Linked DNA regions of Homo sapiens: regions 1, 2, 3, 4, 6 and 7 are each linked to region 5. The links are chromatin loops, found by intact Hi-C in ENCODE. Cell type or tissue: endothelial cell of umbilical vein. All regions are shown on one strand. Links, peaks and the distances in the headings refer to the core of each region. The heading gives the core; the rest is flanking DNA.

Region 1 (4,445 bases), core at 296-4,295, 260 kb after region 5:
GGACCTCCATGTTTGTTCCTTTATGCTTCCATATTATTTGAATCTTTGATAATGAAAATATGTCAATATAATATTTAGGCAGCTAAAAGAATGAATAAAGTGCAAGATGTAACTATCCAGGGAAAGCGAGAAAGGGCACACAGGAAGATCTCCCTGTATTGTTTTGTACAGCTGTATGTGAATCTATAAGTGCATCAGTAGAAATTTCAATTTAAAAAAAAAAATGATAGTGTGTTCTTGGGGGGAAAAAAATCCCTACACTGTCTTCCTCACTGTAATCTCAACCACCACATCAGGGGGACACAGGAGTATATATTTTATATGTAGAAATTAAAATTATGACAAAAGGCACACTTCTGTCTGTGCATAATATATCATGGACCAGGCAAAGTGACTGAAGCAAAGGATATTCTGACAGGCGCTTGAGGGGGAAAGGCCGGCAATCAGCCTCTCAAGGGCCTGTGAGAATATCCTTTGCTTTGGTCTCTTTGCCTGGTCCATGTGTTTTTTTGGGTTTTGTTTTTGTTTTTTGTTTTGTTTTGTTTCGTTTTTTAGCTCAGAATGTTGGTGTTGTCAGTGTGCTAAGAACTGAGCAGCATGTAAAGGTGGACAAACAGGAGCCCAGTTCACAGTATCGACAGATGAACACATTTGTCATGTGTTCATGACAGCACAACCTAGTCACTAAGAACAGGGGTTTTATTAAAAGGCAACCTTTAGATTCTAATCTTTCTACTGCCACTTACTACCTGTGTGGCTTTGGGCAATTTTCTAAACCTCTCTGGGCCTCTATTTCCTCATCTGTAATAATTAGACTATTACTGTATCACCTTATTTGAAAGAAGAAATGTCGGGAGTCTTCATGATAAGCATGGCAATTAACAAGTATGTTGATATTGACTACTCTCAAAACTTTTTGAAGATAATAGTTAAGGAACAAAGGATGTATTACATGCAAGCCCAAAGAAAACAGAGTAGGCAAAAGGGGAGAGTGGCATCAACAAGATTTTTGGAATATCGAAAATTGCTGAAGTAACAAAGTAACAGACCAGACTGAACAGAGGAAGTTGAAACCTAAAAATGTCTACCCAGACTTTCTTGTAAAATCCAAGTATAAAAGAATTAAAAGGTATTTTGGCAATCAAGGTTCTCTCTTTAAAATGGGACCTAAGACTCAAAGAACAGCAACTTGCTCAGGGAGACATGGCAGCAAGAAGCAGAGCTGGAACGAGACCAGATTAGATCATGACATGCCAGAGAGAAGCAGCAGCATGTGCAAAAATATGGGTGCAAAGTGTGACCAGTCATGCTGCAAACTGCAAGTCACTTCATTTGGCTGGAGTAGCAAGGGCATGAAAAATACGAAGAGGAAAGGGGCCTGACTGTACTGTGGACACCTGTTACACACTGTTTAACCATTACTAGAACCCAACCAACAACCAGCTCTGGAGTCTTTCTGGGGGAGCCTGAGCAAGATACTGCAACCCACTGAGCCGTCTTCCTGGTCTGGCTGCTGATGACCTAACTCAAATCCTAATGCTTTGCCATTAGGTATTTCTTCTTCCTTGATATGATATCTAAGCAGGAATGTCCGGTGCACTGACCAAAGTCAGGATCTTCTGTTTTTCCTAGTCTGGGGCTATAGAAGTCTGCAGGAAGATTACTGAGATGGGAAGAAATGAAGAGGGAAGAAAGGAACTAGATGGAGCACTTCAGCATCTCCACAGCCAAATAACCTTGGCAGACTGTTTGATTTTTCCAGAAAGTATCTGCAAAGGCAGAGACGCACTGCAGAAGACAGCGACATGAAGGAGGCCACTTTTGATATCTTGAAACTAGTGGAGGTTCAGAATGAATTTGCTGCTCCTCTGGCCCCAGGTGACAGAGCTGTTGGAAGCCTGAACGGAGTTCAGCAAATTAATCTTGCATATTTTATGGGTCCTGAATGCTGCATTCCTGATGTTGATTACCGACTCCACCAGTGAAGGGGGGATTTGTTTTATGGTGATTTCAATTACAGATAACTGTTATACCCAGAATCACACAGCAGCTGCTTGTAAACCAGAACTTGATATGAACGCAGGCTGTCGAAGGCCAAGGACTGCCCAGAACATGCTTTTAATTTAAAGCTGATGAGAAATAGCTGTTTCTAGAGAAAGAAGTTCTGTTCTTTTCATGTTTTGTGTGCTTTGAATTCAGTATAACACAGAAATGAAATATGACAGCATTCATGCTTAATGCGCCTTTCTGGTTTTCTACTGGGGATAACCGGGATTTTAATATTGTTATCTGGTGGGCAGAGAGAAATGACCTAGCAATCCTGACACCCCCAACTTGGATTCTCTGCGTTATAGAATAGGTTCCTGGCTTCATGCAAGGGACTCGGGAGGATGCCTATGCATGACACCTAGAAACACCAGGGGGCGCTGCAGGGTGGCAAAGGGCCTTCAGGCATGCAGGCTGTCTAGGCAATGAAGGCCTTTTTCCTTGTCATGCTTGGCGACTGAAAGACAGCCTTCCTCTGCTTAAGCCACCAATGTGTGCATAGCCAAGGGCAGCAGGCTAAGCATCTCCATTTGAGAGACCAAGTCTCAGGCAAGTGGTAGCCCCATCGCAGAGGCCTAGAGCATCACAACTGCAAAGGAGCAGGCGTTTAGTATAACCCGGCATTTCACTGAGGGGAAACTGAGGTCGTGGGGGCAGGTCAAGGTAACAGGAAATTGGAATCTCACCTTGGACTAAAATCAGACTTCAGTGCTAATTTCAGAAACCCATTATTTTCATTTTCTTACTGATTCCTCATACCAGAGTCTGAAAAGGCAAAATGTTTGAACCTTTCATCTCTTACATTTTCCATCAAATCATCTTGAAGAATGCCACACTGTTGGGTTCTCTTTTCTGTTTTAAAAACCTGGTGGTCAGCCCTGTAGGTATCCCGCCCCAGGAACAATGGTTTACAGTAAAGGAGAATGACAGACTCAGCCCTGTCACCCTCCAGTGCCAGTGTGTGTAAGTGTACAGAACAAATTTATTTCCCTGTGTCTACACTTGCATAGGTTTGACCCTGTGCACATAAGTCCTAACCCCTCCCAGCCTTTTTCTTTCTGGTCCAAAGAGTACTCCCTGCATTTTCCATTCCACAGGCCTGGCATGAATCCCACACACTAATATAATTAATTTTAATTTTTATAAAGAAAAACAACGTATTGTTGAGATTTGTGGGGATCCCCATGGAAACCAGGAATCCATATCCTCACCAACCCATGACACACATCAAAGTAACTATTTTTATACCTAAATGATTAGCATTTAAGCCCTGTTTATAGAAATCTCTCTAGCAAATTCCCAGTAATTGCTCCAGGCTCTTCCTCTCAGACCTCCTTGTCTGGCCAGACACAGCTGCTGCTTCTTCCTAGTCTGGCTGCTGATGACCACATCATCCCAGCTTTGGGATGAGGACATTTTGCTTTTCAATTTCTCATTGCACAGATTTAGGGAAGCATACATCTTCCCAAAAGGCAACTCCATTCTCCTGGAGCTGGCCATTGCAAAGGCCCATGGGCTCTGCCTCACACAGAGTGTGTAGAGAGGCTGGTCCTTGTGCACCTCCCAGCCTGTCCCCGATGGCGGGACCTGACTCATCGCCTCCACCAGGATGCTCCAGACATCTTCATGCACATTGTCTCCCAAGCCCCTCTGCACTCTTGGCCCCAGATTAGGAACATAGTCCTTCTATACCCTCTATCCAATGCCAGCAACCCTCCTGCTCTAGAATTAACTTCTTCTCAGGTTGACAATGGAAACCTCTACTTCCTCAGGAAGCCACCCGCAAGTGCACCCTGGAAAAAAAAGTCATAAAACCCAACAGTATCTGGCTTTTTACTACAATAAATAACAGCCCAAAGCTGGGTATGGTGGCTCACGCCTATAATCCCAGCAATTTGGGAGGCCAAGGCAGGCTGATGACCTGAGCTCAGGAGTTCAAGACCAGCCTGGGCAACATGGTGAAACCTGTTTCTACAAAAAATACAAAAAATTAACTGGGCGTGGTGGTGCACACCTGTAGTCCAGCTACTTAGGAGGTTGAGGTGGGAGGATGGTTTGAGCTTGGACGGCAGAAGTTGCAGTGAGCAGAGATCGTGCGTACCACTGCACTCCAGCCTAGGTGACAGAGCCAGATCCTGTCTCAAAAAAATAAATAAATAAAATAACAGCCCAAGAACTATAACAATGGTCCAATCTACCCTGCCTAAGCTTGACCCTGGTCCTGTTCATAGTCTTTCCTCACCGGAAAGAGATGAGTTCAGACAGGTGCCCCTCTCGCCCTCATCTGGTCCTAGCTCCCTTCTTCTGTCAGCAGATGCCAGAGTGAGAAGACACATGTGTTTTCTAACACTGGGCATGGGCAGGTCAAACACAGAGGTAAGAACAAAACAGAATGAAAC
Region 2 (4,445 bases), core at 184-4,183, 84 kb before region 5:
GTGTGCCCTTGGAGCAGCAGACAAGGCAAGTGTGTCTGCTTCTTGATCTTGAAATGCTAAAATCAAACCTCCAGGGATGCACATTTCAGATGCTTGTGGTTCGGGCAAAATAGAGAGTAGGATTGGGCTGCACAGCTGGGCTCATGGCTGGTGGCTCAGACTCCAGCACTTGTGGGCTGTCAGAGTCCCTAGAGCCTCCCACAGTGGTGCTGTCCTTGTGTGATGGATTAGCCCCCTGGGGCCTCTTTCAAGGCTTAACAGTGCAGTGCCCACCTCTGTGCCCTGCTCCACAAGAGCCAGACATGAGGGAGAGGATCTGGCTCAGAGCTGGTTACTGCTAAAGCTAAGATGCATCAGCATCACCAGCCCAGTTCACCCCCAAATGCAAGATGATACACATCCCTGTTGCCATTGAACTTGGGTTGATTTTGAGTAAATTATTGATTAGCCATCCAACTTCTAGAATAATCATTTTCAAAGCTTCCGAGTCATCTGGTAACTTGTTAAAAATACAGATTTTCAGGCCATACCCCAGACCTTTTAAATCAGAAATTCTTGAAGGTGAGGCCTTTGATAGAATACTTCAGGGGAGTATTATATCAAACAGTGATTATGGGCAGAGGGGAGGGAATCAGCCTCACTGGATTACAAACCCTTGGGCAAGTTACCTAAGCTTCCAGAGCCTCCATTTTCTCATCTGTCAAATGGAAGCATGAGAATTGTGGCCTCGCTGGGTGGTTATGGTGCTCATTTGGAATGGAGCAGTGAAGTCCTTAGCACCTAAATCCCAATAAACATGAGCCCTTGTTCTGATCCTTTGTGGAATCTGCCTTTGTGCTTCTCTTGCGCTTCTGTTACTTTTTATCCTATAATCTATACTCAGGTAGTGAGAATCATTGCCATCCCACCTTGGGATGTGTGTCTTGCCTTCCTACATCATTCCTGTTGCTGGGAGCTGTTTCTTCCACCCAGACAATCCCTCTAGTTGGAGAGAGGTTGTCCCCCACACATTTTCATCGCTAAGGAAAAGGGTTCTCAGGAGAAATGGCAGGGAAGTCCTTTAACAAAACATGTCTGTATCACCCCTTCACCCATTCTGGCTCCCCAGACCATGGCTTTAGATTTAGGGGCACTCATGCAATCTCAAGGATATTTGTTCCTAGCTGTGCCCCATCCCAGAACCTGAGCATGGAGATATTCAAGGGCAGCAGTGACAAAACTAACAAATCAACCACATCTGCTAATGAGGGGCGGGAACTGTGCCTGGTGGTCGGGGTCCTTGGAGTGTGTGTGCTTCTGACTTCCTGTGACAAGGCATGGGTAGGGCACTTAGGTGAGAATGAACTTGGGCTGGGAGACAGCAGGACAGTTTTTGTGGGAAAACTCTCAGTCTCCACACTTTAATGGAAGGAGGTGACACAAAACAGTATCACTGTGGAGTCGTGAAAGGGTCTAGGTTACCAAACACACTGGTGTTTGAATTTTAAATCTTAGCCTAGCCACCTACTAGATAATGAGTCATGGGGCATATTATTTCTTGGAGATTTTATTTTCTCTTCCATAAAATAGAAATAATACCTCCAGCTTCCTGGGGTTAATATGATGATTAAATTAAATAAAGCATATGAAAGCACGTCTACAGATTATACCCCCACACTAATGTAAACTGTGATTTTTGGGAAGAACACAGATGTGGAATCACAGATGGGCTTGAAGTTCTGCTTGGCTTCTTCCTACCTATGTGACCTTATGCTTAACCTCTTTGAGCCCTGGCCTTTCCATTTGTGAAAAAGGGAACAGGCCTCCCACAGGAGCCCGCGTGGTGCTTAAATAAGATAGCAGGTGATTCGACACCTGCATGGATCAGATATACGGCAGGGGCTTAGTGAGTGCCAGAGCCTCCTCTTCTCCACAGATAGACGGGATCCTTCAAAGGGCTGGGGTGGGCCCGCTGGCTCCCTAGGTGGCTCCGCTGTGCTTGTTACTTCTGGAGCCTGTTGTGTCCACTCAACCCCATGCTTGGGTGTCAGATTCATCTTTTTTGAGAGCTTTGGTATTTAAAGGAAAAAGCCCCTTTCAAGGTGCTCCATAACTTGGGAGGAGTTGGCTGGGGTCTCTCTTGCTCTCTTCATTGGAAGAGAAGCGACTTCTCTTCTGGGATCTTGGCTCCAGCCATGCATACTGCTTCATTTCCTTCCTCTCTGACTCCTTGCAGGTCTTTCCTCATCCAGTCTTTACCCATGTCATCCCTCCTTCCTGGAGTCCTTCCCCAACCTCTCCACATACCACAATGTACTCCATGCTTAAAGGCATGCTATGGCTTCAGTCTTTTTGAGCCTTTCCTTCTCTGCTGCGACTTTATCTCTCCCTGAAAGCATATATTATCTTATTTGATTTCAGTGTTCCATTGAGGGTGTGCCCTCATCTCCTGAGGAGATTATACTTTTTTTAGGACAGGCACTGTGTCCCTTGCAGGTCTAGTGAGGGTGCCAGGTGAATAGTAGGAAAGCAGTGTCTATTTACCATGTTGAAGGAAAACGAAATATGTCAGCTCAGCGAGCAGTGAGCCTAGACAGCCACTTGGGGGCGATGAAGGACCAGACTGTGAGTGGGCTGGAGCATCTGAATGAGGAGCCCAGGCCAGAGACTTAGGGAGCAGGGGCTGTTGCATCACAGTCAGAGAAAGGTTCTCCGAGGAGGGTCAGAGGGCCGAAAACCCAGCAGAGGAAATGGCCCAGAGCCAGGCCCCCTCAAACGTCCCACGCTTGTTAATATGCCTCCAGTCATCCCAGAAGGGCCCGGGGCTGCCTCTGGAGTGCCCAGAAATCTGAGAGCCGAGGAGTTCTTCCAAGGGAGCATGTCCCCTCTGTACCAGACACAGTGCTGATGTAGGGGGTTCCTGACCTTCAGGGCAGCCGGATTAACCCTGGCACAGACCAGGATCATGGTTGGAGGATGGGGGGAGATCATACTTTCTGTGGCCTCAAGAAGCCAAGAAAAATACCCCAGAGCGGAGAAATCCACAGATCCCACCACACTGTGCTCTGAAAGCTGCTGCTAACAAGCCTTAGCTTCTTAGCAGCCAGTGCCAATCAATTTGGGGAAATTTGCCAGATGGGCTTTATCCTGGCTGGTGCTCCCAGCCTAGCTCTGCTGCCCCACCATGGGCCCCCGCTCCTTGCTCTGAGCTGACAAGAACTACCTCCTTCCCTTGGTGATGTGCGATTGTCACCCTCCTTGGTCTCACCCACACAGCCTCAGGGACACCTCCCAGGTTCAGGCAGGAGTAGCTCTAGGGTGCATAGGGGTTTCATTATTTTTCAGCAGCCATATTTCCTTTAGGCCTTGGCCTTCGTGGGACTTGTGGGAGGGTTTACCTCTGCCCTGTGTTCAAGGTGAAGGTTGTTGAGGTCATGGTTTGTTGGAGGGAAGCTTTGGCCGCAGTTGCAGAGGTAAAGCAGTGGTTGGTGGGGTGAGAACATGTGGTGCGCTGGCCTGGGTGGCCCAGTGGGATTTCTTTCCCCTGGTGTCTGGATGAACGTCCTGGGGAAGCACCCTTTGCATGACAGCTGCAGTTAATTCTGATTTATGGCCTCTGAGCCTCCCACCACCACCTGGAGAAGGAGCTGTCAAAATGGCTTTGTGGCAGACGTTGCTGGTATTTTTATACTGGTGCTCCCTGCCCTGGTCCTGGTGTGGCCTGTGCACCCTCTGTCTGCTAGCTCTGTGGAGAGAAGGCCAGCTCATCCTGGCCCTGCCTGGCTTGGCCCACTTAACCCAGGTCTGGCTGGCTATGCCCTCTCCCTCCTGCCCAGCTCATCTTCCCTTGACTGGCCTTGCTGACGCCCTCCCTGACAGATCCTATCCCTGCCCCTGCCCTGTCCCTTGGCTGCTAGGTGTTCCTTTGGTCCTCTCTGCACTTGCTCTTTCTCACCTGTGACTAATCTTTAGTGACATATCCTTCTCATTCTGGCCGTGAGCCCCTGGAGTATAAAACCGTGGTTGCTAGTCTCTGTTAAATCAATTTAATAAATGTTAACTGAGCATCCTCCATGTGCCAGGCGCTAGCTAGGTGCCAGCAATGCTCATGGAGCTAGACTAGCAGAGAAACACACAACACAAAGGTCACGGGTAGTGACAAATGCTACAAAAAAGCAAACAGTGCATGCGATTGAGATCTACTTTCAACACATCAGAGGTAAGTGGCAGTCATATTGAAACCTGAAAAAAGAAGGTGCCCAAGGGTGAGAGTCCTGTCTGTCTCTCAGACGGCTGCACCCCACTGCCCATGTAGACAGGAAGAGCATCTAGCTGAGGGTACAGCAAGTGCAAAGGCCAGGAGGTAAAACTAGCTTACATTTCTAGAAACTGATGAATGAGCAGTGTGAATTCAGTGGTTGATAGGAGATGAAATACTGCCAAATTTCACATGTCCAAGCTGAACT
Region 3 (4,445 bases), core at 130-4,129, 66 kb after region 5:
GTGATTTTAATTTGAAATGTCTAGATAATTTGATTGATTGTATTTGTAAACACTGTTGATTTAATAATCTGATCAGTTACATCCCAAAGTTGAGATTAATTAGTTTTGAAAGTAGTCTTTAAGTGCCTAAGAAAATCATGTTAGAATTGTAGGTCTGCCTACAGCTATGCCCTGAGAGAATTAGATTCATTGCATTTGTGACTGTAATTTGAAACATCTAAGGATATATTAATTAAGAAAATTATGTTAAATGTTATAGATAATTTAATCTATTAAATTCATTATTAACTATTAATCAAATTATATTAATCAAATAACAAGTTAAACATTTTTTAATGTATGTCAAAAATAGCTAGATTATAAGTAAAAGTACATAATTCACCAACTGAGATTAATGCTTAAGAAAAGCAAGTTTTTTCATAATTTTAGTATTAATTAAAATATAAGTAATAGTAAATACCCCATTGAATGTGTAAAAGCCATTCGCATACAACATAAAACTCAGCAGACAACCTGAAGACAAGAACATGATCAGGCGGAACACATAATACCAAAATTGATTTTATCTAGAAGGTGACGAAGGATTTTCCCAGGGGAGGTGAATTTGGCCTGGATTTGAAGATTAGGAGGAAACCAGGTCCAGTGAGAGGAAGGGAGAAGAATGTTTCAAGTACTGAAAAAGGAAGAGGAGGAGGAAAAGGAGGAGAAGAAGGGAAGAAGGAAGAGGAGAAGGACAAAGAGCCAAGGACATGTGTAAACGCCCTCAGGTAGCCTTAGGCATTGGGGAATATAAAAAAAGTCAACAAGTCTAGAGCACAGAGAATAAAGGAGAGCAGAGAGCTCGGGCCCCAAGTGTGTTCTCACTTCCTTTAGTTTTCTGCATAGGAGTCTTTTCTTTAGAGAGGCTTCCTCCACCTCCTTTCTAAATTTACTCTGCTGGTTACTCCTCAACTCCTTATGCTGCTTAACATTTATTCATCATATTTATCACCCCCAAAAAGAAACTTCTTTTTTGTATATGTTTGAATTGTTGATCTTTCCCACTAGAATAAATATTTTGTGGCTCCACAAGAGCAGGAATATTGTTTTTTTTGTTTACCACTGTATCCACGGTGCTTTGAACAGTGTTTGCAGTCAATAAATATTTCTTAAATGAATGAATCAATCAATTAATCCATGAATTAACACAAGAAGGACCTCGAGGACCGTGTTAAAGATTTTAGTCTTCAAACTAAAAGCAGACAGGAGGCATGGCCAATTTGCATTTTGCAAATGTTTGACTAACTGCATAGTGGAGACAAATGACAAATGATCACCACTTAGACTAAAATTGTGGCAGTGGAAAGAGATGTGCACAGATTTGGAAGGTGAGAGAGCTTGTTGATAGATTGAATATGCAGATGTAAAGGAGAAGAAGGTCATTTGGTTCATAGGTTTTGGGCTTATGAAACTGGATGGATGGGGATCCTAATCCCTGAGACAGAGGACATTGGAAAGGGACTAAATCCATATTTTGGAGAGGATGAGATCAAGGTACCTAGAAGCATCTATGTAGAGATGTCATATAAGTAGTCAGATCTAGAAGCTAGGCTAATGATTTATATTAATGAGTTATCATGTATAGATAACAATTGAACCCATGAGTATCAATAAGAAAACCTAGGCAGAAAACATAGAGTTAAAAGAGTACATAATGAAAAGTAGAAGTGACTGTGATTAAATTTTGATAAATACTAATATTTAATGACCTAAAGAGGCAGTGGATGGAGATACTGGAGGAACATAAGGGAGATGTCATGTCACATAAGCCAAAATAGAGTGTGATTCAAGAGGGGAGTGAACAGTCAACATGAAGATATGTGACCAAGAGGTCAAATAATAGGGAGCTGAAAGGTGGATTTAGAAAAGTGGTCATCTTAGCGGGCATTATATTGCTAGCTTGATATGATTGTAATCCACTTCAGAGTGGGTTGAGGAGTAAGTAAGAAGTAAGTAAATGGAGACAGGAAGTAAAGGCAGCTCTTATAAAAGAAATAGGTTGTAAAGAGAAGATAAGTGTCTCAGGGGGTAGATGTAGTGTCAGAAGAGAGATTTTTGGGAGACTTGATTTTGCTCTTTTGTTTGTTTTTAATATAGAGGAACTTGAGCATGTTTAGATGCTTATGGGAAGGACCTGGTTCCAAAGAAAGATTGATGGGAGAAAGACAAGGACAATCTATAGTCCATGTGAAGTCCCTGAGAAAAACTAAGTGGGCATGAGAAAAGGAGAAAAGGAGAAAAAATGAGGACAGGTGTAAATAGGTCTGTAGATTTAGCATTTGGAAATGGAGGGCATTTCCCACATGATGACTTCACTTTTCTCTGAGTCACAAGTTGGGTCAATTACTGAGAGATAGTAGAAAAGAAGATAAAGTGGCCAAGATCAGTTAGAGGAGAGGAAGTCTGAAATAATAGTTGTTATTAGTCAGCAACTCTAGTCAACAGTTTTAGATGATGATAAGAAACAGACAGGAAGTGTGGGGTAGAATAACTTAGACACTGAAGATGAAGAGGTCAAGGAGCTGAGCGGCCAGATTACAGGATGAAATGTCCATGTGACTGTTGAAGTCAATGGGTGATGGCAGAGGAAAAGCATTTGAGGAGCAAAAAGTGGAGAGTCTGAATGTCATAGGGCTCAAAGAAGATTTTTGCTTGTTTGGTGTTTTTTTGCCAAGAGGCTGAGAGTGGTTTGGAAATGACAATAGAAAACCAGAAGGGGGTATACTCCAGTAGCTGACCCTGAAGTATCCGCTTGGAGAGAGAATTACCTACCTCTTAAAAGGGCTGCGGGAGAAGTAGGCTGTGAAGAAGGAGCCCAGGTTTGAGTCAAAGAAGGCCAAAAAGCTTTTGTTTATCCAGTTGTCATATTTTCTCTACTTAGCTTACTGTTACATATGAGGAAACTAAAGCTCTGGAAACAGGAGTTAAATCTCACTGTTCTGGTATTTCCTTTGAAATATTACTAATCTACCACTTCCATGTAGCATTAAAAGGCAAATCAATCTGCCCCGTGTTCATACAAAATATTTTTTCCATGCATGTTTTATGCCTCCTAATTGAAAGAATCAAACCAGCATTGGCACATCTAGCACCAAATGTAATGAATAATCTCATATGAAATTTAGAAATGTTTGCATATATTTGACATTCTTGAATCTCTGTGACAGGTATAATTTCTTTTTCAAAAAAATAATTTTTGGTACTATGCTTGAGGTGAAGAAGTAATCTGTGTACCAAACCCCGGCAACACACATTTTCCTATGTAACAAACTTGCATATGTACCCCTGAAACGAAAATAAAAGTTAAAAAATACTTTGGGGAAATAGTGAAGTGTAAAACTTTATGAATAAAAAGTATGATTTCTTAACAACATGAAAAAATAGACCCCAATCAGGTCTTTCTCTCAAATGGAGATATATGTAAGATGAAGCAGACCTCTTCTTTATCAAGCAAATTTGATGACATAAGTAGAAAGTTCCAAAGGACTTATGGCATTGAGATTTGACTTGTAAGCTCTATTTCTCCAAGAGTAGGGAAACTCACAAATACCTGTAATTTCAATATCACAACAACTTTGATTCTAACTGAAGAATTTCTTACTAAATATAGGTCCTCCTTTCTTGTCATTTCCATATTTTATCTTCTTTAAGGAGACAAAGAATTCTGAAGTCTATATTTAGTATTAATTTTTTGGAAACTTAGCAGCACTGGGGAGAGGAGCTTTTATAAATGGGATATGAACTTTGAACACAAAATAAAATTTCCTTTGGTGTCATTATGCAGCACCGATCTAAGCAGACTTAAATTCATATAGAGTTATTGAGTATTTTGTACCTTTTTTTCATCAAATCCTGTGTATTAGGAATCCAAAGGGAATGAGGAGGTATAGTTAAGCATGCTACATAAAAAGCTACTTTGTACATAAGGAGTACTTCTTTATCTTTCATATAACTCACAGTATACTCTAAAAGACTCCTCTCCTATCATTGGGCATCGGGTCCAAATAACATAATCAGCGTCACAGTGAAGACCGTGAATGTCTGCATCATGCCTGGCTAAAATCCTGGCCCTTCCCCTGACCTTGAGGTGCACTTGAGCAAATTCTCTGAACACTCAAAGCTCCTTTTTTTATCTACAGAAGAATGCAGCCGTGATGGTCACCTCAGAGGGCTGTTGGAGAGGTAGGTGCTGTGCAGTGTCTGCCACAAATATAATGCAGAGAAGGGTTTCCATTACAGTTAATGATACTTAATATAATATTATTATTATTAATTGTAGATGATTAAAGCTAATTATTAGGCCTGCTTCCTTCAAGACCCTGCTAATGTTCCACTATCTCTGTGGAAATCCATACCTGACCAAATATCCCAGAATCTTTCTTCCAGTTTCTGAATTCCTGAACTAT
Region 4 (4,445 bases), core at 320-4,319, 440 kb after region 5:
ATGGCTGATGATCTGAGGTGGAACAGTTTCATCTGGAAACTATCCCACCCTCCACCCCCACTCCAACCCCACCCTGTGTTAAATTGTCTTCCATGAAACTGGTCCCTGGTGCCAAAAGGGCTGCTGGCTTAGAGGAAGGCTGGGGAAACTAGTAACATTTTGTTTATATACTTCTATATTGTTTAGTATGTAACAATGAGGACATATATCTTTAAAATCCAATAAGTTATGAAAGAGTAAGAAAAAATCTAATAACCCTAAATTAATGCTCATGACACAGAAATACAGAAGCATTCTAATCTGGGATTTAAAAACAAAACAAAACAAAACAAAAAACTGGGTTCTATGTCCAAAAAAAACCATAGTTCTAGGTTCTTGGGGCATTTCTGTAGAATTTGGGGCATGGAGTGGGGGGACCTTCAGAAAGCCCTTTACAATTCCTGGACCTCAGTTTCCCTATATTTAATTTAGGACTAATTGATTCTTTAAGTTCTTAAAGTTCTTAAAGTGTATAAATGTCAGCAACTGTATTTCTCCTATATTCCCTCCAAGAATCTATCAACGAATGAAAACTCTCTCCTCACTTGCAGAGACAGTGTGTTCGTAAGCACAAGGCCAAGTCTCTGAGTCTCCTGGGTCTAAATCTGCCTTTGAAAACACGTTTCTGTCTGCCTCTGGCTATCGACGGTCCCAGCTCCAAAGAGCTGATATTTACATTTGTACTCTGGTTCCCTCCATGACCTCATGCGGTCACAAATGCCAAGAGAAACGAAAAGTGAGCCTGGCCTTCTCCTTCTCCCACAGGAATGATTTGGTCCGAATGCAAGGAAATCTGGGAGGAGGGGCCACGGGAGTACGTGCTGCACTTGTGGAACCTGCTAGATTTCGGGATGCTGTCCATCTTCGTGGCCTCCTTCACAGCACGCTTCATGGCCTTCCTGAAGGCCACGGAGGCACAGCTGTACGTGGACCAGCACGTGCAGGACGACACGCTGCACAATGTCTCGCTTCCGCCGGAAGTGGCATACTTCACCTACGGTGAGTCGGAGAGTGCTTCCCCTACTCCATTTTGGCGCTTCCGGGACGTGGGCCTGGTGCTTCACTGTGGCTGGTGAACTTGTAACGCTATTTGTAATCAAGTGGCCCATGATTTGTAACACAGCCGACTTTGGCAGTTCCACTGTCAGTGCAGAGCATCCTTTCCACCTCAAAAAAACCCTTGGTCCTGGAAGTGTAGCCAGCAGAATAGAACGTGGAATTAGTGACTTTGAGAAATGAATCTTTTTGTGTTAAGGGTGAATTTGTTTCTGAAAGGCCCTTGGGAACATTTCTGTAGTTTGTTTGTTTTTAAGAAACGTCTTGTTTCTGATGTGCATCCAGGAGCGCTAAAGGGATATGTATATGCGGAAGAATTTTCCTTCTATATTGGATCCCTGTGTTTTGTGCAAAAATAAATCCTGCTTTCCTAGTTATTGCTTGGTGGCAAGATACATTCTTAGAAGATACCTTAATTACCTTAATTCTTGCAAAATGCAAAGGCTTACAGTTTGATGTAGTAGATTGAGACTTTAGGAATACTAATAATAGTTATAACATATGTTTATTGAGAACCTACTATGTGCCAGGAATTGTGTAGACATTTTATACACACAATTCTAATTCTTGCAAATAGCCCGGCAAAAAAGGGTCCTTCTTTTGTCCCTATTTTAAACATGAAGAATCAGGTTTTTATAGCAGGGCTTATAATGTTTCCAGAAAATACAGGATTGCCTTGTATAGCAGGGAATCCTGGCCTGACATGATTTGAAAATCATGCTGAATAGCATAGTGGTTATGTCCCCAAGCTTTGGAGTAGAAGAGACCTGGATTCAAATCCTAGTTCGGTAGTTTACTGTGAGATCTTGTTTACTTAACTTTTCTGAGCTCTTTTTTCTCATATGTAAAACAGAGATAATAATACCTACATCAAAAAGTTTGTTTTGAGGGCTGAATAAAATAGTGTATGTGAAGCGCTTTGCACTCTGCTGTGAAAATAGTAAATGCTCACTTAATGGTAGCAGCTATTATCTGCTTACTTATTTTAAAATAAGTTATGTCTTACTACTACCTTTTGGGTCATTTTCTTGTTCAAACACTGTAATTTCTGTACTGAAACAGAAAGATGTTGAAAGTTGAAGGAACAGTAGATACTTGTTAACAGTAAAAAGCAGCTGGACACTTAGTAGGCAATTGCTAATGGTAGCTACAACATCTTGAAGGGATTGAGTGTTGAATGTCCCTGTTACATGAAGCCAGATGGCTCCGGGACCACAGAATCTTTATGGTAAGATACAACAATGATTCTGTGGTCAGGTACAACAATGATCTGCAGAGGGTTGTTCGCTTAACGCAAAAGTTGAGTAACTGCCCGTTTTCAGTGTAGATTATGTTACATGTAAATGTGGTAGGGAAATCTCCATTGAGAAATGGAGAGTCTTGTAGTATTACAAGTCATCCACCCACCCACCCTCTGCCATTTTGGGGTTTGGCAAATTCAGACTTTCTTAAAGCAAAATAGCTTGGATATTATCCTCTGTCTTGTTAGGGTTCATCAAGGAAGGAAGAGAGAATATTGATGCTGCATTATGTACTTTTCTTAATGCCAGGATTCAGGCTGCAGTATTGTCCACTTCTGACTTCTGTTGCTTTATGGGTTGTATTAAGGTCTCACCCAACCCAAAGCATAGTACGTTATTGCTCTTGTATTTGCGGTTCACGCTGTGCCCTTGGAAATCCTTTGGATTTCTGGCTTAACTTGTGCTCCAGTTACAGGGCAGGAGAGCCCTCTTGTGGCCAGCTGGACGGTGGCTCCTTCCAACCTCTACAGCACCAAATGCGCAGATAACAATTTTTCAGGTTGTGATAGGGCAATTTTTCTCTTGGAAATAGCTCTAAGGAGAAAACCCCTTTGTCCAAATCATCACAGTGCTGTTCATTCTACACTCATCACAACTCTTTACAAGTCAGTTGAAATATAATATTTTTCAATATAAGTCCTGACCTAGTCACCAGGATCTGACAACAGCTAAATCTATCTGAGTAGATTATAAGAGTGTCTTGTTATTGTGACTGAGGTTTAAGATGGTGAGCTAGAGGCCGCAGAAAAAAAGAATTCCTTTTTGCCTTCTGTTTAACGGGAGAAGTTATGTCTTATTTTATCTTATCCAAATATTTATCCATAGAAGATGACAGATATATTGGAAAACATGTAATTTATTCTGCTTACTAGTCTTTCATGGTTTTTTGAGGTATGACCTTGATGAGAACATAGAATCTGTAATGTTATTATATTTCCAAATGCAATTTAGAATCACTCCATGAAACTTTGTGGCCTGGCTTCCTTTACTAAAGGTTTCTTACTGCTCTCTATTATTATAATTATTTAACAGAGTCTAGTTTTGAAAATAAAGAATAAAAGCCTTCCTCTTCAATCTCCCTTGGAATGCCACGAATTGCTATGTAATATCCTTGCTATCTGCATTTACCGGTCTCTGAAAAGGACCCCATACCCTAAATCCAATCTTAAAAATGGCAATAATGATATCTACTCTACAGGGCTGTTGTGAAAATTACAGCTAATGTAAGTGTAAGTGCTAATTTAGGTTTCTCAATGCTTCTCAATTAATATTTCACTCAGCATTTCTCAATAGGGACACTATTAGCTTTTCCAGCAGGGCAGTTTTCATTGTACAGATCTGTCTGGAGCATTGCAGGACATTAGCATCCCAGTAGTACTCCTATTCAGTCACTTTGACAACCAGAGACACCGCCACACATCCTCCATGAGAGAAGTGCTGCCCTCACTTGAGAATCACTGACATGTAATAGACAGCTGATTCGTGATAGGTGCTGCTCCTTGTACCATTAGAACTGCAATAGGAACACTTTGCAGGTTTGCTCTGCAGCAGAAATACCCATAGGAGAGCTCAGGCCCTTGTGGTCACAGTGACCACAAGCAGAGCCTTCCCAGCTCAGGATCAGTCCTAGGACCCTTGCCTACCTGGAACAGGGCTGTCGTGGCAAACCTGCCTGACTGGTCACCACTTTGGGGCCTTAGCTTAATCAAGGAGCAATATCCCAGCACACAGTACCTGAGGAACAAAACCCAAGAGTATTTTTTCAGGCAAGATCCTTTAGATTCCTGGTCCCCATGTGAGCTTATTTGTTCTGACCTGTGTCTGGTCTAAACTTGTGGTTAAAAGTCTATTCAGTCATTTGACAAACACTTATCTGTACCTGCTGTGTGCCAGACCCTGTGCTGAGCACTTTACATGTATGATTTCATTTCATCCTCTCCACAGTCCTGTGAAATGGATATTATCCATAATTTAGAGAGGAGGAAAATAAAGCTCAAAAGGTTAGTTAGTTGTCTCTCAGAGTCATGTGGCCAGTAGGTGGATGGGCCA
Region 5 (4,445 bases), core at 147-4,146:
CTGTGTAATTGTGTGGTTTTGTGAGATCTTGGTATTGATTTCTATTTTTATTTCGCTGTGATCTGAGAGTATGGTTGGTATGATTTCTACACATTTTAATTTATTGAGTCTTGTTACATGGCCAATCATATGGTCAATCTTGGATTATGTTCCATGTGCAGATGAGAAAATGTATATTCTGTGGTTGATAGCTGGCATATTCTGTAGACATCGGCTAAGTCCAATGGGTTAAGTATATAATTTAAGTCCAGAATTTCTTTGTTGGTTTTCTGCCTTGATGATTTCTCTAACACTGTTAGTGGGGTGTTTATGTCTCCTACTATTACTGTGTGTCTGTGTAAGTCTTTTTATATAACTAGAAGTACTGATCTTATGAATCTGGGTGCATATATATTCAAGGTATTTAAGTCTTCTTGTTGAATTGAACCCTTTATTATTAGTAAGGCCCTTCTTTGTTCTTTTCTACTGTTGCTGGTCTAAAGCCTGTTTTATCTGATATAAGAATAGTGAACCCTGCTCTCTTTTATTTTCCATTTGAGTGGTAGATATTTCTCCAGCCCTTTACTTTGAGCCTATGGGTGTCATTATGTGTGAGATGTCTTCTCTTGAAGACAGCAGATGGATAGATCTTGTTTTTTATTTAACTTGTCACTCTGTACCTCTTTAGTGGGTTATTTAGATCATTTACATTCAAGGTTAATATTAATATGTGATGTTTCCATCCTAGGTGAAGTTGTTAGCTGGTTGGTTTGTAGCTTCTATTGTGTGGTTGTTTTATAGGGTCTGTGGGCTATGTACTTAAGTGTGTTTTTGTGGTAGCAAGTATTGTTTTTTTGTTTCTATGTTTAGACCTCCCTTAAGAATCTCTTGTAAGGCTGGTTCAGTGGTAACAAATTCCCTTAGCACTTGCTTGTCTGAAAATATTCCACTTTTCCTTAGCTTTATAAAGATTAGTTTGGAAGGATATGAAATTCTTGGTCGGAATTTCTTGTCTTCAAGAATGCCAAAAATAGGCCCCTAATCTCTTCTGACTTGTAAGGTATCTATTGAGAAGTTCACTGTTAGCCTGATGGAATTCCCTTTGTACGTGATCTGACCTTTTACTGTAGCTGCTGTTAAGATTTTTTTCTTTAGCATTGACATTGAACAATCAGTTCACTATATGCCCTGTTGATGTTTGTATTGTATAGTATCTCACAGGCATTCTCTGAATTTATTATATCTAGCAAGATAAGGAATATTTTCTTGAATTATATTCTCAAATATGTTTTCCAGGTTGTTTAGTTTTTCTCCTTCTCTCTCAGGAATGCCAATAGTTCTTAGGTTTTGTTGCTTTACATAATTCCATATTTCTTGAAGGCTTTGTTTATTTAACCAATTTTTTTTTCTTTATTTGTGTTTTATTTGGCTAGTTCAAAAGACCAGTCTTTAAACTCTGAGATTCTACCTTCTGCTTGGCCCAGTGTATTGCTAAAACTTTCAATTGTATTTTGAAATTTCCCAAGTGAGTTTTCTAATTCAAGGAGCTCTTACTGATTTCTTTTTAAGATCTCTTCCTTCATTTCCTGTATTGCTTTAGAAGTTTCTTTGTGTTGATTTTCAACCTTGTCTTGGATCTCATTGTGATTCCTGGCAATCCATTCTTTGAATTCTTTATCTGCTATTTCTGAGTTTCCATTTTGGCTAAGGACCATTGTTGGAGAGCTTTGGTGATGTTACTACATTCAGATTTTTTATGGTGCCAGAATTCTTGCACTTCCTCCTTCTCATCTGGAGATGTTGTCACTTTCTAATTTTTGCAATTATTTTGGTGTAGGTAGAATATTTTATTTTTTTCTCTATAATATTATTCTGTTATTTTCTTTTTCCTTTCATCCTTTTCCTAGGGGATATGACTGTAAAGAATTCTGGGTAGGGTCTTTTGGCTTTGCCTCTATAGCCCTATATACTTCTTTTGGCAGATTTTATATTGTGCTATGCAGTTTGACCTACAAGCCAGTAGATGGCACTTATAGGTAAGAGCCAGCTACAGCCAATGTGGCTGGGTATACACTTGATCGTTGTTTACTGGGAGAAGCTTTCTGTTGCCTTGGGCAATGAGCTGATTCATGGAATGCACAGAGGTCTGAGTTTCATGCTCAGCCCTTGGGGAGTGGGATCCAAGTTGGGTGGGGCTGGACTGGGCAGGTCTGCTTATAGATTCCCTGATGACAACCACAAGCACAAGCACTGAGAGGTAATCCAGTGGGCAGCCACCAAGCACCCAGAAGTGTGCCTAGGTGTGGAGATAGGAAATCCCTTCAGACCCAGCTTCTCAGGATGTTTATGGAGGGCAGCCTAAACTCCTAATTCAAGAAAGAGGGTGTTCCACATGCCTGGATGTGGAGCAAAGAGGACTCCCCTGCACCAAGATCACTGCACATGAAGAGTAGAGCAGCTCAGGCTGCTATTCCAGGTGAGTGAGCACTCCAAATGCCTGGAGATCTGCCTGAGCATGGAACAGAGAGGGCCCCCCTGCACCAAGATATCTGCACAAGAAAAATGGGGTAGCTCAAGCTGCCAATCTGGGCAAGCAGATGCTTTGAATGCCTAGAGATCTGCCTAAGCACGGGGTAGAGAGGGCCCAGATGTACCACAATCTATGCATAGGAAAGGTGGGGTAGATCAGGCAGCTGATCCAGGTTAGCAGGTACTCTGAAATCCTGGAGATCTGCATGGGTGTGGAGTGGAGATGGTCTCACTGTACCACAATCTCAGGGAAGTAGACTGGGCACTCAGCAATGACACATGCAGACCAGTCCCAGGTTGCCAAGCTGGCCCTAGCTGCAAGTCTCATCACCCCGGAGAAACCATAGTTGTGGCAGCTCTCCTCTTGTCCCAGGACTGCAATGGAGGAGAGCACAATTCTCATGCCTATTACTGAGGTGCTTTCCACAGTTCTGTCTGTGGAGTCCTTACTCTATTCCAAAGCAGGCACTCCAATCTCTGGCCCAAGATTAAAATGCCTGCATGACCATGGTGCTAGGTCTCCAAAGAATGGCTGATTTGTATGTACCCAGATTAAAAATGGTTTCTTGCTCTTGTTCCTGGATCTGCAAAAATGTCTGCAGCTTTTCCCAGTGTCGTACCCTTACAGCACCTCCAAGTCTCTCCCCAGGTTAGCTTCAGGGTTTGGGAGAAGCAAAGTGCTCTGCCTCAGCTGGGTTGCTTGGATCCCTAGTGGAAAGGTGAGTCACAGAGGGGGACTGTCTGCTTCTCTCACATACTGGAGCTTCACTCACTTTTACCAGCTGGACAAGGTCATAAGGGCTGTTTGCACACATTCTCTTCCCCAGGACCTAGAGTGTCCTTTACAATTTCAGTGGATTCCCATTTTTCTTCTGGAACTCAGGCTCACAGAGTTGATCTTTATACACTCTCTTGCTATTTCCTAGTGGCTGAGGCACACTAAAAGCCTCTAATCTGCCATCTTGGAAAAACAAACAAACTTGATATTCTTTTAATTGGATTGGATTGTATGTATTTTATATTGACAAAAGTGAAAGTTTTACAAGGGCATTCATAGAGTTTTCTGTGACCTTGGTTCTCTTAATTCTATATTTCCTATGGTCTTAAAATGCTCAATAATGCATTTTTCTTCAACCAGGAGAGTTATTACAGAAGAATCTTTGTACACTGAGTGATGCTGAGTTACCCAGGTTGTTTTCCTTCTAAAGTGGTTTCATTCCCACAAGTATCATGCTGTTAGAATCCAGTCAGCACAACATAGAGATGTGCTTTCATTTTTCTCTTCGAAGCCTTTGGATCAACAGCTGCCTTCAGAAGAGATCTCTTGGGTGCATTGTTAGGAACTCAATCTTGTCTTCTAATCATTTGACTTGCTCTATTTCCTCATTTCATTACTCTCTTTTGTCTTCGTGTCAGTATCCTAACATTTCTACCCTTCCCCCTCTCCCAACACATGCACACAACTCTTGTCTGTTTTCATTTCACAACAGCCATCTCGACAGAGCACTCTGCCACCATTAGCCTTTTCATTTCCCACCTTTCTGCCTCATCTATTCATGTCCTCAGCTAGCCTTCTTTGTCTGGATTCTTTAATGCCAAGCCACCAAGCATCATTGAAGAAAGTTCTGCAACAAGGGGGCATGTCAGTATGTTAAAGTGATTAAGTTCACGAGCTTGGGCATCCAACTGATATGACTTCAGTTCAAAGGTGAATATTTTTTAGTTTTGTGACCTTGGGCAAGTCATTTAACCTGTTCGAGTTTTAGTTTCTTCATCTCTTAGAGACAATAAAAGGACTGACTTAAAGTGTTAGGCTTATAGTTGGTGATCATTAAACATTAACTTTTATTACTGCTTCATGATGATAGTGAAGTACCAGTGACTCTAGCAGGCACTGATTTATCTCATTTACTGTTTTAACATCAATTCTTTGAAGA
Region 6 (4,445 bases), core at 229-4,228, 320 kb after region 5:
ATTATAAACCCTATTATTACCAACCATTCACATATGAGAAGACTGAGATTCAATAGGTTAAGTGTTATGTCTAAGGTCACACAGTTAATAAGTGAATCAAAATCCCAAGGTCTTTTCCCACATATCATGTTATCTTCAGAGAAAATACTAGTAGCATATTAACAAACCAATGCAATCTCATTTGGATGTAAAACTAGAATGGTCATGTGTACAATACATTATAAGCAACTCCTTAGCCCTAAGTATTGCAAGTGCACACAGCAACAGTTTTACAGAGTGTCAGTTATTAAGCTGTGAGTTGATTTCAGAAAATAACCACTCTGATTTATTGGTAAGTAACCCAGGTAGATTGTAGAAGCAACTGTGGTTTTTCATACACAGGCAATATTTCAGTTAAGACGGTTTCTTTCCAATGATGTCATTAAAGTACCTCAGTGTTTAAGAATCATAGACCATTTGGTTACATAGCAATTGGTGAGCGTGGGAACTGTTGGGGAAATGGTATTTTGGATTGAGAATTTCGTTTCAAAAAATGGAAAGTTGCAAATGAAAGCTAACCCTTTTAGTCTTGTTACTAATGTGAGACTTGTTCTACACCACTGACCTCTTCCTGATCCTAGATAATGCTAAAAGATCATGAACCAAAATAGTAAAGTTGGAAGATACATCACTCACAGAAGACAAAGTGTGGTGTGGTGATGAGACTTACGGAAGAAAACTACTTCTATCGCTCTTTAGGCTTCTCTGGTTTTAGTTTTCTTCTTAACCCCCTCCCTCTGTAAACACACAGACACAACAGGTAGGAAACCAGCTCATTCCTCATTCCTCATTCCTCATTTGTTTAAACCAATGAATATTCTGCCTCAGAAGTCAGAACATGCTGCCTTATATAACGAGGTGTGTGTGTGTGTGTGTGTGTGTGTGTGTGTGTGTGTGTGTGTGATGTACTATTCTGGGGCAGAGGAAAGGGCAGGTAGAAATCCTGAGGAGCTATGGCAGGAAGAAAGAGTTGCTACCTCCCTTTCAAGCTACGTCGGGGAGAGGGGGTGGGGACTATACCAACCCATCACCACGCCGCATGCCACTCTCACACAGATGCTTCTCCGTCATGTTCTCTGGGAAATTTCCCCCCGATTAGGAAAAGGACGGTAACACGGTTCTGCCTCGGAAGGCGAGTTTTTACCACTGCAACACAAAGAACAGAGGAGCGCGCTTTCACATCGTTGCAACTTAACTCACTTGACCAGCTCTATACTTCAGCACCACGGAGAGCGGTACATCCTTGGCTACCACCCATGGGGAGCCAGCTTCTGGCGACTCAACACCGGATTCCGGTCATCTAGAGGAGGAACAAGCCTGCGTATTACACCCTCAATGTAAGCAGCTATGATGGTTCTTTCATATTGATTTTTTTTTCCAGTAGAGGTTGTGTTCTCGCTAAAATATGTAATTGAACTTTCATTTATCAGCCTTCTTCCTCTAGTGCACTGCTTAGATTTTTAGATGGATCTGAGATCTTTCTTATTTGTTGAGTTGGTAGAAGAAATTTTTTTTTTCTTTTATAGAATGTCTAAGTTTTCAAAGCCATTTAGAAACGGACAACTCATGTCGGTAGCCTATTCCTTTTGTGCTAGAGTAATATAGTTTTATTCCTAGATGAGTGTATAGGTGTTGTCTCTTCTTTCCCTTCACTACTGACAGCTTTCTAATGTATTTATGTGGTTGTATTTATCATAATATAAATATAGGGGTGAGAGAAGGGAGAGGGTTATATTCTAATAAGTAGCCACTGTTAAAGAACTACAGGTGGCAAGAAAGAGATTGTCATTTTTCTTTTCTTCTTGTTGAAAATATGGTCTGAGCTATGTATCTCCTTTAGACATCCATTTCAAAATAACAAATATGCTCCTAATGAAAGAGGTGTAATCTAGGCAGAGCTTTGAAACTCTCATAATCTCCCCTTTAAGTTTGAAGTTGTAAATTCATTTACCTATGATTGAGTAGACACAACCAAAATGCTATTGCTATTAATTATAATTTAGAGGCGTAATGGATTCAGGGTAGACTCAGAAAAGGCAATAATGATTGACCCTGTCTGGTGGCACTCAGTGAATTTTTGCCTCAGAATGCCACCTGCTGGTGGGTCTTATTTCTGAAGCACCGAGTACACATCAAATTTATGAATGAATTCACATTAAATCCAGAATATTCATTATGGATGTGATGCAAACCCAATCTCCAAGATCTTTTTAACAATGACATTGATTCAATTATTTAAAAGCTTACCAAACTTCTATGTCACAATTACCCTTTCATAAATATTTATTTCCAAAAACACTTGCTCCTAAACTTAGGTGCATGTAGACTAGATAACTCCTTTAGGCAGTAATTAACCCAGAAAAAAATCAGAACTATGTGGAGCCTCATTGAGGCTAATTGCAGAATGCATGCGGTATCTTGGATGAGAGCTACCAGGAGCTCTTGCTTAGTAAAGGCAATCAACATTTCCCTCCATATAAATATTAAGCATGTTACTTTTTTTCAGTATTGTCATTTCATAATATAAGGGCCTCTCTTTCTTTCTCAGTAGTAGATGTTTATTTCAGACTCTTATCATAGAGGTCAGTGAAATCATCAAAAGGTTACACATATCTATTTTATTTCAAGAAAAATCTTTTTTAAAAATAAAGCTATCAAAACTTGTTTCAGCTCCACCTGGAGCTATACACAATGAGATATAGACATCCAGTTTCATAACTTCCAACTTCCAAATAGGAAAATAAGGATTTTAAAAGTAAAAAGAAAAATAGAAGCACATACAAAGCACTAGTTATATTTGGATAGGTGGTACCTAGGACAGTTTGAAAAAACTGAGGATAACTTCTTCTCTAAATGATGTTACTTGGTAGAAAATAAATTACTAATAGAAACACTTATTAACATTCAGGAACACTAGATAATATTTTTATTCCAAGATGCAATGGAAAAACCATCCCACATTAGTAGAATTATTTGGAAAGTATATCTTAATATAAAACATTTTAATGAGTAAAAGAAGGATACTTTGCTTGTTTCCTGTAGGATTTAACTGGTGAAATGTATGAACTCGTGTATACCTTGGGGTAGTTAGGTATATATCTTTTTTTTCTTTTATTTAAAGTATATATGTTGTACAAGCAAATTATTATCAGTAGCTTAGATGGGAACTTAAATGCCTTAAACCCACAATTAATATATTTGTAATAAGTTAAATAGAGCTAATAATATCCAATTTCACTAGAGCACTTACAAGGCAATGATAAATAGTTTACGTTCACTATCTCACCTCAATTTCAACAGAAAAAGGAAGGTGATACTTAGAAATAAGTTGGATGCCTTGGGAAATATGTAAAAATTTTCAGGAGTAGTGTGAAGAAGTGAGAATGTCTCAATTTTCTGCTCAGTCACCAAGGGACATCATATGCCCTCTGATATTAGCTGCTTCATCTAGCAACTTATGGGCCATAATTTATAGTGGAGCTAATTAGAAACTGATTTTACTTAGGAATTCATACCTTATTTTAAATGTTGCCAGTCATAAGTAGGAAATAACAGTCATAGAATTATATGGCTCCTGCATTTTGTGAGAAGGAAGATGCTGGTAAACACCAACAGCTCCAGTGTACTGATCTTCTTAAATGATCAACCCAGATTCAAATATTTAGGAATGAATTAAGTTGATTGACCAAGCACCATATGCAAGGCATCAGGAGTACAGGGCACCAGGTGCATATGCCATATACACGAGTATTCCCTACCCTCAAGGATCTTGAACTCTAATGGAAAAAGTTATAGCCTAAAGAAACTCAGAAAAACAAAAAACAAAACAAAACAAAAAAACAGAAAGACAAAAAGAAGATGGCTGGCAGTGGCATACTAGCCAAAAGCACAAACTTTCAAAGCAGACAGACTAGATCCTTAATAGTGAGTCCACCACTGACACATTGTGTAGCTTCGGAAAAGTGGTTAATTAATTTGACCATCACTTCATCATCTGTTAAATGGGAATGACAATAGCACCTAAACCATGTAATAGTTTGTGAGAACTTAAAATGATAATGCATGTTCTCAAATGTGTCATGTTCGCTATACATTTCTAATCATTTTTGCTTAATGATTTATGTACTTACCTCCTTTTTTATATGTTTATATTTACAATTCATTCATCATTACATTGCCATTTGTCTTTACAGGCTGGCTTTATTGTGTTGAGTATCTATAATGTTAAATTTCTCTTTATATCTTATTTGAAAAATAAATGAATAAATAAATATAAATGACAATGTACATAAATTACTCAGCATGGTGGCTGGCACATGGTTAATGTGAAACAAATGTTAGTCACTATGATTAAATAGTCATTCAGGAAAATAGCTAACCTTATCAGAAGATAATTTATTTAAAAC
Region 7 (4,445 bases), core at 113-4,112, 310 kb after region 5:
TTATTCCCTCTCTTCTTCTACACGCCAGCGTCCTCTTCTGCACTGGATGGTATCATGATTTTCAGGAAGGAGAGTCAAAAAGGGAAACAAGTCAGCTCAAGCAAAAACATCCTGGCACACGGGAGGACGAAGTAAATAATGATAGTATGTGGGACACCATTAGTCATTGTCATTCTGCATGCTCCAGCACCAATAAAACCATCTTAACCAAACACCCTTGGATAATTGGTTCCCATGACTAATACATAGCCACTGATCCAGAGCCTAAGGAGTGTGAATGACAAACAATAAACCTGCTTGGGATAACGTGATTGATTGTAATTCCATTTGAAATAAATGTAACAAACAGCAATGAGCCATCTAGTTAACCATGCAGCACAACTTAATTGTTAAGGTTGTTCATTTCATTACACAGTGTCCTTTCCCAGAAAAAGAAAAAAACAAAATCTGCTCCTTGGATGAGGAATCATTGTTCTTTACCTGGTCAGAGGATTTCCACTGATCACTTGGCTTGTTTTGTTTTACTCCAGCTTCTAGAAAACATGGAGGCTGTCTATAGCCTGTAGGTAGGACTAAGAAAATATGGGTTGGCTTAAATCAAGCAATTTTATGTCCCTCTCCCTATTATTGATCTATTCTTTTTCACCCATTTCCAATTTGTTTTGTATTTTCTACATTCCTATAAGACCATCTGCTGCAGGTTGAGTAATCTGGAAACAGATGCAGAGATGGATTTTATAGTTCAAGTTGTTTATTTGTAATTATCACTGAGGAAGAGAAAAGGGAGGAAGTGGGATTGGGCAGCAGAAGAAGGCAGGCCTGATCAAAATTTTGTCAACCTAACAGGGCACTGTGAAGTAACCATTGATCATTAAGAGTGCCTATGTCAAGCCAAAATGCCCAGCATACACACCCTTCACTCAGTCACCGACACAGGCTGTCTCAGCAAGAATGTGACCTCAGGCAAGGTGAGTCTCTGAGCTGAGGTAGGATCTGAAGTTGCTGAACTATGGAGATGATCTGCGATGCAATTACCTCCACTGAGCAGCAGGTCCTTCCTCGCGGGGGAAGCTGGGAGGTACATCAGAGTCTACCACAGTCCCCTTCTTTTAGGCTTAGAACCATGTTTCTATATGGGATGGAAGATCAGATCCTCCAGATGTCTGGCGAGCCTCTCATCCTGAAGGGAGACTTAGAAGAGAGACGTTGGTGAGATAAACAGTAGTGCCCAAAGCTGGAGTGGGTCTCAGGGTTCCACCTAATACTCATTATCTCCTTTCTTCCCTAGGCATTTTAAGTTCCATTAACCCTCAGCTTCCACTTCTACTGGCCTGGCTGCCTTCTTGTTAGTCTGACTCAGACCTTCAGCCCTAAGGACCTGAGTCACTGGCCACCATCCTCCTTGGCTGCAGTCACTCGGCCAATCAATTTACAGTCAAAATTGGGAAAGGGAGTACTAAGTTAGGACCAAGTGGATGGGTTAAGTTCTACACAAATTCCTCTCTGCCTCTATTGTGCAATAACACCACCTCCTCTTAATGATTGGAGTCAATTACCCTGCCAAGATAGTGACTTCTTCTTGCTTTTGGTCCCTGTAAACAAGGAGATCAAAGTACCCAAGTGAAAACTAAAGCTTGTAATTCAATGGGACTTTTGCTATGTCCTCTTGGGAAAGTGTTATCCTCTTTGAAGACCAGGACTGTTAATCTAGCAGAACCCAGAATTACAGGGAAAGAAATCACAACGACCCTCAATGGGTCATTGAGAGTGATAGTAAGTGAGACCACTACTGTTTTCACTCCTTAATTCCTGTGTCCATGTAGTCTTCCTTCAGGGACACAGCACCATATAAAGATCATTTATTTGATCCAAATACTGAATTTTACATAATGGCAATCTGTCTGTGTAGAGTATTACCTCTGAACCTCCAATGCTCTATCAGGCTAGTAGTTTCTGAGCAGAGTATATGATATGACCAGTGAATTATCTGGTTACAGACTCACTCATGAACTTCCTTTGCTATAAAGTGCATCCCTTGGTCTGGTGCAAAGTTATGCAGGATCCCATGCCAGTGAATCAAATACTCGATAAACTTTTGGATACTAGTGCTGGCTGAGGTCATCTGTACAGGAAAGGGAAACTCATACTCAGAATGCATGTCCATTCCTGTGAGATACGTGAAATTAACCACTAACCCTTGCAGGACGAAATGAGCCCAGCGTTGTAAACCTGCCATCTAGAGGCCAGTTGTTCTTCCTGAGTGAGTAATGGTGTCATATTAACATTGGTCTCTGTTGCTGACATATTAAATATTCAGCAGCGACCATAGCTAGATAAGCCTTTGTAAGTGGGAGTCCAGGTTATTTGAGCCATGCAAATCCTTCATCATTGCTGCTGTCATTTATGTATCCATTTGGCCAGCACTGGTGTGGCTGATGACAGGCCGGCTGATGTTGGCTGGGTAGGTCACTTTGTCTAATCGGTTGTGTCACTTCCGTGACATATGCTATCTGGTGGGCACTAATATGTGATACAAAGATCATCACAATTTCTATCCATTCACGTATGTCTATCCACATGCCTCTACTTCACTTTCTAGTCACCAGTGTTCCATTCTTTCTCCCTCCAGGTTCATGACCAGGTGGGCAGGCCATTCATCACTGTCCATGAGTTTGTATGAATTTAACCTCAAGTTAGCTCTCCTTCTATGAAAGGAAATAAGCAGGTCCATCTCTCTGCCTTGGGAGTTTTTCCTGGTCTTTCGAAGCCATCTCTGAATGAGATTGATTGAATGAGATTTGAATACCTGCCATTCATTTTGACTTGTACCCAAATACTAAGCCAACCTATCTATACGCCAAACTCAGGGTTTTTGTACTCCTTTACCTGGTGTAGTAAATTCTCCACATAGCCATAGATATGAGCTGAGGAAGGTATGCTGGTGCCACAGTGGTGGGTGCCACGTGGACTGGAGCCTCCTGTTCATGCTCAAGCTTGCTTGGGTTTTCTGGTCTACCCAGCCCTCAGTCCTAGATATACCACTTTCATTTTATAACTAATTGTGCCTGGGCTTAGCTGACCTTATAACATAGTGTATCTGACAGGACCCAGCTCATAATGGACAGTTCTAGACATATAGTCACTTGGTTTCTCATGGTCAGGTGATCCATCTCTACTTGGATCCAGTAGTATGCCAGAAGTTGTTGCAAATGGTGCATAATTCTCCACTTCAAATGGATGGCTGTGCTCCAGAACCTCAAGGCCCACATGTGATTCTCGCACTAGTACTTGATGAAACTATGACTGACATCTTTGCCTACCACTGACAATCCTTTGGGGAGTGACTGAAGAAAGTATTACCATGTAAAGAACCTAGGGTTCTTTCTCCTAGGAATTGGTCTATCTCTTCAATCCGTTCCAGGTTTGAAAACAAGATCAGATCCACAAACTGGCAAGGAATGATGACTTTTCTAATAGACTATATTTTTAGAGCAATTTTGGGGTCACAGTGAAGTTTAACAGAAAATACAGAGAGCTCCCACATACCCCCAATCCCCACACATATAGTCTCCTCCTGTTATAAACACCACACACTGGAGCGGTACATTTGTTACAATCACTGAATCTACACTGAAAAATCATTACCACCCAAAGTCCATAGTTTACATTAGAGTTTATATTAAGTTGTTGTACACTCTACAGGTTTTGACAAATGTGTAATGCTGTGTATCCATTCTTTTTTTTTTTTAATTTTCTTTGAGATGGAGTCTCGTTCTGTTGCCCAGGCTGGAGTGCAATGGCATGACCTGGGCTCATTGCAACCTCTGCCTCCCGGGTTCAAGCGATTCTCCTGCCTCAGCCTCCCGAATATCTGGGATTACAGGCACGTGCCACCGTGTGCAGCTAATTTTTGTATTTTTAGTAGAGACTGGGTTTCGCCATGTTGGTCAGGATGGTCTCAATCTCCTGACCTCATGATCTGCCCACCTCAGCTTCCCAAAGTGCTGGGATTAAAGGTGTGAGCCACTGCGCCTGACCTGTATCTACTTTTAATTATAGTATCATATAGAGCAGTTTTACTGCCCTAAAAATCCTCTGTGATGTTCCTATTAATTTCTCCCTTCCCCTAACTGCTAGCAACCACTGATATTTTTACTATCTGCATAGCTCTCCCCTTTCCAGAATGTCATATAGTTGGAATCATACAGTATACAGCCTTTTCAGATTGGCCTTTTCATTTAGTAATACATATTTATGGTGTGGAATTACAACTTTTTATCAGAATGACATCCTCAGCCTGCCAGTCATCCTTTCCTGATTTTTCTACAGGCACAAACTGAATAATATCCTAGTCAGTTGCCTCTTTTTGTCCCTAGGGATGCTATATTCTATTAACCATTTTCATAACTCTGAGAGTCATGTTTCCTTACCCTCCAATCTTGCTC

The links. Peaks named below come from ENCODE experiments on the same cell type or tissue, not always from the same donor. Only the 100,000 strongest peaks of a DNase experiment are listed, where the experiment ranks them.
Region 1: a loop joins it to region 5, with 6 times the contacts of the local background. A loop is called at or near these places in 2 of 110 quality-filtered maps.
Region 2: a loop joins it to region 5, with 6 times the contacts of the local background. A loop is called at or near these places in 5 of 110 quality-filtered maps.
Region 3: a loop joins it to region 5, with 3 times the contacts of the local background. A loop is called at or near these places in 2 of 110 quality-filtered maps.
Region 4: a loop joins it to region 5, with 11 times the contacts of the local background. A loop is called at or near these places in 17 of 110 quality-filtered maps.
Region 6: it touches region 5 in a loop (5-fold over the local background); 17 of 110 quality-filtered maps call a loop at or near these places.
Region 7: it touches region 5 in a loop (12-fold over the local background); 17 of 110 quality-filtered maps call a loop at or near these places.

Annotation. Positions count from the first base shown.
Region 1 is chr5:136,423,035-136,427,479 of GRCh38, reverse strand. No RefSeq gene overlaps it. Among named protein-coding and RNA genes, the nearest start is that of TRPC7, 60 kb to the right of the region's middle. In endothelial cell of umbilical vein, for the core only: a CTCF peak has its summit at 2,422 (motif pointing right); a DNase peak (open chromatin) is centred at 2,429; H3K27me3 peaks cover 156 bases.
Region 2 is chr5:136,768,419-136,772,863 of GRCh38, reverse strand. No RefSeq gene overlaps it. Among named protein-coding and RNA genes, the nearest start is that of CTB-1I21.1, 36 kb to the right of the region's middle. RefSeq lists an enhancer at 2,565-2,654. In endothelial cell of umbilical vein, for the core only: a CTCF peak has its summit at 2,584 (motif pointing right); a DNase peak (open chromatin) is centred at 2,603; H3K27me3 peaks cover 644 bases.
Region 3 is chr5:136,618,243-136,622,687 of GRCh38, reverse strand. No RefSeq gene overlaps it. Among named protein-coding and RNA genes, the nearest start is that of CTB-1I21.1, 110 kb to the left of the region's middle. In endothelial cell of umbilical vein, for the core only: no CTCF peak of the experiment used is centred there; DNase peaks (open chromatin) are centred at 2,407 and 2,917; H3K27ac peaks cover 3,000 bases.
Region 4 is chr5:136,248,242-136,252,686 of GRCh38, reverse strand. TRPC7 (transient receptor potential cation channel subfamily C member 7) reads left to right here. Exons shown (of 12, transcript NM_020389.3): 6 at 805-1,038. All of the region lies in intron 1 of TRPC7-AS2 (TRPC7 antisense RNA 2), which reads right to left. Among named protein-coding and RNA genes, the nearest start is that of TRPC7-AS2, 24 kb to the right of the region's middle. RefSeq lists a silencer at 1,100-1,300 and an enhancer at 983-1,483. In endothelial cell of umbilical vein, for the core only: a CTCF peak has its summit at 2,811 (motif pointing left); a DNase peak (open chromatin) is centred at 2,816; H3K27me3 peaks cover 532 bases.
Region 5 is chr5:136,684,025-136,688,469 of GRCh38, reverse strand. No RefSeq gene overlaps it. Among named protein-coding and RNA genes, the nearest start is that of CTB-1I21.1, 49 kb to the left of the region's middle. RefSeq lists an enhancer at 2,385-2,889. In endothelial cell of umbilical vein, for the core only: a CTCF peak has its summit at 2,032 (motif pointing right); a DNase peak (open chromatin) is centred at 2,089; H3K27ac peaks cover 226 bases.
Region 6 is chr5:136,362,184-136,366,628 of GRCh38, reverse strand. It overlaps TRPC7 (transient receptor potential cation channel subfamily C member 7), which reads left to right and starts at 1,084. Exons shown (of 12, transcript NM_020389.3): 1 at 1,084-1,376. The coding sequence starts at 1,375. In endothelial cell of umbilical vein, for the core only: a CTCF peak has its summit at 2,122 (motif pointing left); a DNase peak (open chromatin) is centred at 1,278; H3K27me3 peaks cover 172 bases.
Region 7 is chr5:136,371,908-136,376,352 of GRCh38, reverse strand. LOC124901075 (a long non-coding RNA gene) reads left to right here. Exons shown (of 2, transcript XR_007058948.1): 2 at 1-311. Among named protein-coding and RNA genes, the nearest start is that of TRPC7, 8.6 kb to the right of the region's middle. In endothelial cell of umbilical vein, for the core only: a CTCF peak has its summit at 2,242 (motif pointing left); a DNase peak (open chromatin) is centred at 2,202.